Linked DNA regions of Mus musculus: region 1 is linked to region 2. The links are chromatin loops, found by intact Hi-C in ENCODE. Cell type or tissue: heart. All regions are shown on one strand. Links, peaks and the distances in the headings refer to the core of each region. The heading gives the core; the rest is flanking DNA.

Region 1 (2,904 bases), core at 113-2,612, 86 kb after region 2:
ACACACACACATATATAAATAAGCCTTTTAAAGTGTCCACTTAAAAGTGCTCACTATTAGATAATCAAACATAAAATCACCACACACACACACACAATCATCTCAAACAGGTTAAATTGTGCTATGTTTACAAATTCATTCTTCACTGAAAAGAAGCAAAACTGCTCAATAACACCCCCTCCCACAGACACACAATAAAGTCCAAAGAAACAAAATTCCAGTGTCCCTTAAAAGTAGTAAAGACTAGGAGGCAGAGGCTCTCTGATAGTCTACTTCCTTATATACTCTACAGGTATTAGAGCACTGTTTTGAAGTTTTTAATATACTTTTTTTTACATTTTATTTTATGAATTTTTGCATGCATACATGCATGCATGTGTTTGTGCATGTGTATGTATATGTGGGGGAGGGTAGGTAGATAGGTGCGCATGCCATAGATGACTTGCTAGAACCAGTTCCCTCCTTCTACCATTTAGGTTCTGGGTATCAAACTCTGGTCTTCAGCCTGGTAGCAAGCATCTTTACCTGCTGATCCATCTTTCTGGACCCTTGTTCCATTTTTTGTACATACACATTATTGATAGTAGATTTTTGGAACAAACCAATCCAATCTATTTTATAAGTTAAGAGGCTTCTGCGTTGTAATGTCATACTCTCTACCTGGAATCTTAATGCCCCAGGCTCTTGAATAGAATGATCTAGGAGGATAAGAAATAAATGCTTTCTGCAATGGGGAAAGTAGAAAGGGGGCACCATCCTTGCTCAGTGCCATTTGGTTCTGTTCAGAGCTCAGGGAACAGGAAGTGTGAGTGGACCAGAATTTAAGCTGCTGCAGAAGGATGCACGATTGTTCCTTCCAAGCAAATCCCAAGTGTCTGATCCTGAAGACGTAGATATGCTGTCACATTCTGCCTGTACACCCAATCAGGCATGAGGCAGTATGGGGCAGTGTGGGGCAGTGTGCCGTAGTGGGCACTTGGGAAGGCGGGGCAGCAGTAAAAATCCTCAGGGTCTAGTTTGGCTCAGAGGCCCGGGTTGGTTGTGTGAACATGCCATTTCCAACCTACGTGTTTGAGTGAATGGGTGTGAGGGGGCAGGCAGGAGTTGAGTGTGAGCATGTGTAGGCACGTGTTAGTGTGTACGAGCAATGCGAAGGCGAGGGCGAGCATGAGTGTGAGGCGAAGTGGGCAAGTGGGAACGTGCTCAGAGGTCGTGCAGTGGTGCCGTACACACAGAAGCGAGTCCGAGGAGAATGCAGAAGGGTTTAGAGAAGCACAGGCAGGGACACTTTAGACTTCATCTACTAAACATCAAACGGGCAGCCCACAGGCCTCCCAGGTCCATCAAGATGTCTGGCCTTCTGCAGACAAAATAGCAGTCTCGGGGGATGAGTTATTTTTTTTGACCCAATGAGCAGACAGTTTGCCAGATAAGCTCCACCATCATGATTAGCCTAAAAAGAGACCTCTGCTCATAGTGCAAGCTCTCAACCAAAGCGCAAAAGTCCCTAGGATTCCATAATTTCCAGTTGATTACCCACACTCATCTGACTCTAATGCGCACGCGCACACGTGCACACATATTCTCTGTCTCTCTGTCTCTCTGCCTCTCTCTGTGTCTTTCTCTCTCTCTCTCTCTCTCTCTCTCTCTCTCTCTGTGTGTGTGTGTGTGTGTGTGTGTGTGTGTGTGTGTGTTTCACATGCTTCAGAGAGCAAAGCAGGCTAGTGGTGTCTTTCTCCCTAACTCCACTTTGTGGGTGTCTAAAAGAACCTGTTCAAAGGCGGGAGGTGGAGCGAACAGCGTCTCACCTCTGAGCCTCTCTTACCAGTTCCTCCCTGGTTACTTATCTGCTTTTAATCTTACAAATGAAGAACAACGACAACAACAACAAAACCAGTTTACCTGTTACTTGTTATTATTTAACTCCCCTTTAACTCACTCCCAAACAAGACTTTGTTTTCAAACGTGCATGTATGGGCTGTTTTGGCAAGCAGTCAGCAGGAGCTGTTCAGCCACCACAGAAAGGGCAAGTGGAAACTGCATAACAACTCAGAGCTATTTGGGTGTGCCAGCCCAGCTTTGGGGTTTCAAAAACAAATGGAGAGAAGACCCTCTCTTACTTACGAGTAACTGCTGGGCAGAGGGCAGAGAAATTGAGCCTCACCTTTAAAAAGATGCATTTCCCAGCTGCCCTGTGACCACTGTCCCCTGAGGCAGACTGCCCGCCTGCCCGTCTGCCCTTTTTCTAAAGGTGATAATACTGGCAGCAGGTGCAAGGTGCCTGGAGCCCTGTCCTGGCCCCCAAATGACTGATTAGGACTCCTGTTTGCAAACACATTTGTCTTTCTAGACTACCAGCAGAAAACAGAGAAAGAGATTGCTGCTCTTCAAAACTAGACCATGTTTTCTGAAATGGAAGCTGGAAAGGACTGTGTTTTAGAGTCCAAAATTTCTTAGTGTTGAGTGGAACTGTAATACAGCCAGGAAGGATGGAGAAAGTTATTGGGGTACAAATGGGTGGAATCTCACATTCAAGATGAAACCAGAAGGCTACCCACTAAAATACCATGTTGCTTTCCCCACAAGGAAGCCCTACAACCTCTTGCATGCCAGGTAAGGAAACTCCCCATCCTCCATGGAGAGGCAAGAGAAAGGCCATCCCATTTTAGAAGAGCTAGCTTCAACAATTACCTTCTGAAAGAGACTGACCTCAGCTCAAAAATGAGATCAACCACACAGTAGGAACGAGCATCTGCCACTGCCTCAAACAGACCAAGCATTAGTGTAATGAACATACATGTAGACATGTACCAGAAATGGACCTGTCCCAACTTACACTCTTAAGGAGACACCATGTGCCTAACTCAGACAACTCAAGTCAAATGAAGCTACAAAAGAAAGGAT
Region 2 (2,904 bases), core at 242-2,741:
CCTAGCATTTTTGTTGTTGTTGTTGTTTATAGTGTGGTTTGCTTTAGCAAACATTTCTCTGAGACAGCAGGAGGGAACTTTTGGCCAGATCATAGCTGTAGACTCTTGGAATTAATGATACCCCTTCCCAGCAAATGGCCAATGTACAGACCACGAGGTCACCTCAAGCCCTCTAGCAACTACAGCTGGAGAGGCTCAGAGCTGGATGCCTGGTTGCTACTGCCCTCCCCCCACGCCTGGCTGCCCATCTTCCCAATCATGTGCTGTCACAAGGTCTGGGCTCCGAGGATGGGGGGGGGCGTGGGGCGTGACCTTTAGCAAGTCAGCCCGCACAGGAGCTCACCGCCCATCTGAATAGGAGCCAGGAAGTTTAAACGAGTTCCTTTTTAAACATCTGTACTTATACATCGTCGTGGGTCCCTCCTCCCGCCCCCACCAACTGTCACTCACCCACCCAGCATGAAGGGGAAGCACATATGCCACGTGGGCCAATAGCTCTAGAAACCCCAGGGAGCTGGGGCAGACAGTCAAGACGGCCAACCCTGCCCAAAGCTATGTCGCCAGGTGTGTACACGTTGGTCTACCCCATTCCCCTTGGTCCCTAATCAGTGCCTGCTGGCGTGGATCCCAGAGGAGCCTCTGTACATGCCATCCAGAGTCTCTCAGTAAAAGAGGAGGTGATAAGCCCAGAGGTGAAGAGGATAGCTCCAAACAGCAACAGAGCTAGGAGTTTTGTCTTTTAAAAAGTCATACAAGTTGTACACTCTTTTCAATCAGAGAGGCTACTTGCTTCAGAGCTGAAGTGGCGAATAACAATGATCTATCTTCCCATAGCCCTTCAAGAAGCTCAGAACTCGAGCAAGAGGAAGGCTTGGGCAGCCCTCTGAACAACTCTGGCAACTACCGAATTACATGGAGAAACACCGGTCTAAGTCCTTCAAGCTGGGAGAGTGAGTGATTTCAAGGGAAACTCAGGGATCATTCCAGGAAGCCAGAATCCTGGTTCCCTAAGGCCTAGTGATTGCTCTCCCGGGTGTGGCTGGCTCTCAGAACTGCTGCCTAGTGATTGCTCCCTGGAGGTTGGTGTGAGCCTTGAGTATTGTGCCCAGCTCTGGACCTTCCCACAGCAAGCAGATTAAGGGCAGTAATCAGTAGCTCTAGGAGGTGACGTCATCCCCTGAAACTCCGCTTGCAGAATGTCCTCTCTGAATTCACGGGCAATGCTCCCAGATGGAAGGGTGACGTTCTTTAAAAATGGAGCTGCTCTCCATACTCCTCCTAGGCTGGCAAGGTGGGGCCCTGATTTAGCATCTCTAGAGAAGCCACTCAGTGTCCCTGGGAGCTGGGACTTCCCACTGGAGGAGACTTTGCTCATAATCCAGATGCAGAACCCCAGAGATTGTATTTCCAACTCCCAGAAATCAGGTCCCTGTCCTGGCTTCAGGGCCCGTGGTGAGAGGCACAAATGGGACTGTGCTTACTGATGGCATTAGCCACTAGGGGGCAGCAAGGTCCCTACTGGTAGCCAGTGTGGGCCAGAATTTTCTGGGAGGGGGGCAGTGTCTCCCAGAGGGAGGCTTAATCTCTCAAGACTTTAGGCAACCAGGGATCACACGGCCTTCTGGACCCGTGCCGACTCTGAGTGTAACAGGATGTGGGGCCTAGCTTTGTGTAATTCTCTTCGAGAAGGTGGTTCTATTTAGAGAGCATGAGAAACGCCACCTCCAAGCCCCTATGTAGGAGGCCGGGGAAGTAAAGATCTAGAAAAAAAAAATCTCTTTTTTTTCTCCAAAGTGTCCTGTAGTGCAGATGGGAGGCTCTGTTCTAGGTAGGCGCTCAGACAGGAAAAGGAAGAATTAGGGGAGGAGAGAGGCGACAGGCAGAGGTGGCGGGCAAAGTGGCACGGCTATGCACGGTGGCGGTGGCCTCAGGTGAGTGGGCTGCCCTGGGACATTTCCGTCAGGATGTCGATGAGGTTGTCCAGCCCTGAGAGGTAGCCATCCTCCCGGTTCCCCTCCTGCCAGGGGACGTCGTGTTGTAGGGTCTGGCCTTCCGGAAGGGGCGTGGTTTTCCCAAAGTCAATCATCCACACCTTGGCTTGCTCCTTCTTGTCATGGATGAAGAGGAGAGAGCTGCCAATGACCTGGAAGGAAGCAGGGCTGTGAGAGAGGGACCAGGGAAACGGCGCCAGGACAGGGAGGGGCAGGGTTGTGTGTGTGTGTGTGTGGGGGGGGGATAGACCTGACAGGGCCAGAAGGGAGGGGAGCAGTGCCTGGAGGACATCGGGGTTAGGGGGAGACGTGGCTGGGGTGCCCAGGTATTTAAGAGGCAAAGGAAGGCTTGAGGCTGTAATGATCCTGAGAGGCGCTTAGATCAGCGATTTCACTTCCTATTGGGACTAGGGGTGATGGGGAGGGGTGTCAGTCAAGCAGGCAGTGTGTGTCTGTGGGGCTGAGGGCGCAGTACCCTACCTCGTGGCACTTGAAGAAGGGAGAGATTTCCAGGGTCGCTCGAATGGCCTTCAGCCGGTCCCGGTAGGCGATCTGAAGGCAGAGATGGTCAGAGATTCACACACTCTGTGTGTGTGGAGGGGAGGGGCGGTGCGTCAGGTCTATTTAGTTCGTTGGACTCTTGGAATTACAGCTAGCAGTGACCTTGAACCAATTTTACTCCGACTTCTTCATCTACCCCAGCTGAGCTCAGTTATACCTTTTCCAGAGGACTGTGGCCGCTCATCCTCTCGCAGTGCTGGCCCGTGCCAGCATGCCAGCCAGCCAGCTGAGGCAGAGGCCAGAACTGGTTGCTATGGTAACTTCCTGACCACTGAGTGCTGTGCTCCTGACTAAAGACAGGGTAGTGGAAAAGCTACAGTGCCTCTACAAGAGTCCCCTCCACGGAGCCTTA

Evidence for each region. A loop is a pair of places that touch in the nucleus more often than their neighbours do. Peaks named below come from ENCODE experiments on the same cell type or tissue, not always from the same donor. Only the 100,000 strongest peaks of a DNase experiment are listed, where the experiment ranks them.
Region 1: a loop joins it to region 2, with 5 times the contacts of the local background. A loop is called at or near these places in 6 of 42 quality-filtered maps.

Annotation. Positions count from the first base shown.
Region 1 is chr1:180,334,813-180,337,716 of GRCm38, reverse strand. The region is part of intron 2 of Itpkb (inositol 1,4,5-trisphosphate 3-kinase B); the gene reads right to left. Among named protein-coding and RNA genes, the nearest start is that of Itpkb, 5.8 kb to the right of the region's middle. In heart, for the core only: no CTCF peak of the experiment used is centred there; no DNase peak of the experiment used is centred there; H3K27me3 peaks cover 643 bases.
Region 2 is chr1:180,420,914-180,423,817 of GRCm38, reverse strand. Itpkb (inositol 1,4,5-trisphosphate 3-kinase B) reads right to left here. Exons shown (of 8, transcript NM_001081175.1): 7 at 2,472-2,543; 8 at 159-2,143. The coding sequence ends at 1,928. Among named protein-coding and RNA genes, the nearest start is that of Gm39712, 14 kb to the right of the region's middle. In heart, for the core only: a CTCF peak has its summit at 1,489 (motif pointing right); DNase peaks (open chromatin) are centred at 277, 1,197, 1,477, 2,097 and 1 weaker place; H3K27ac peaks cover 1,531 bases.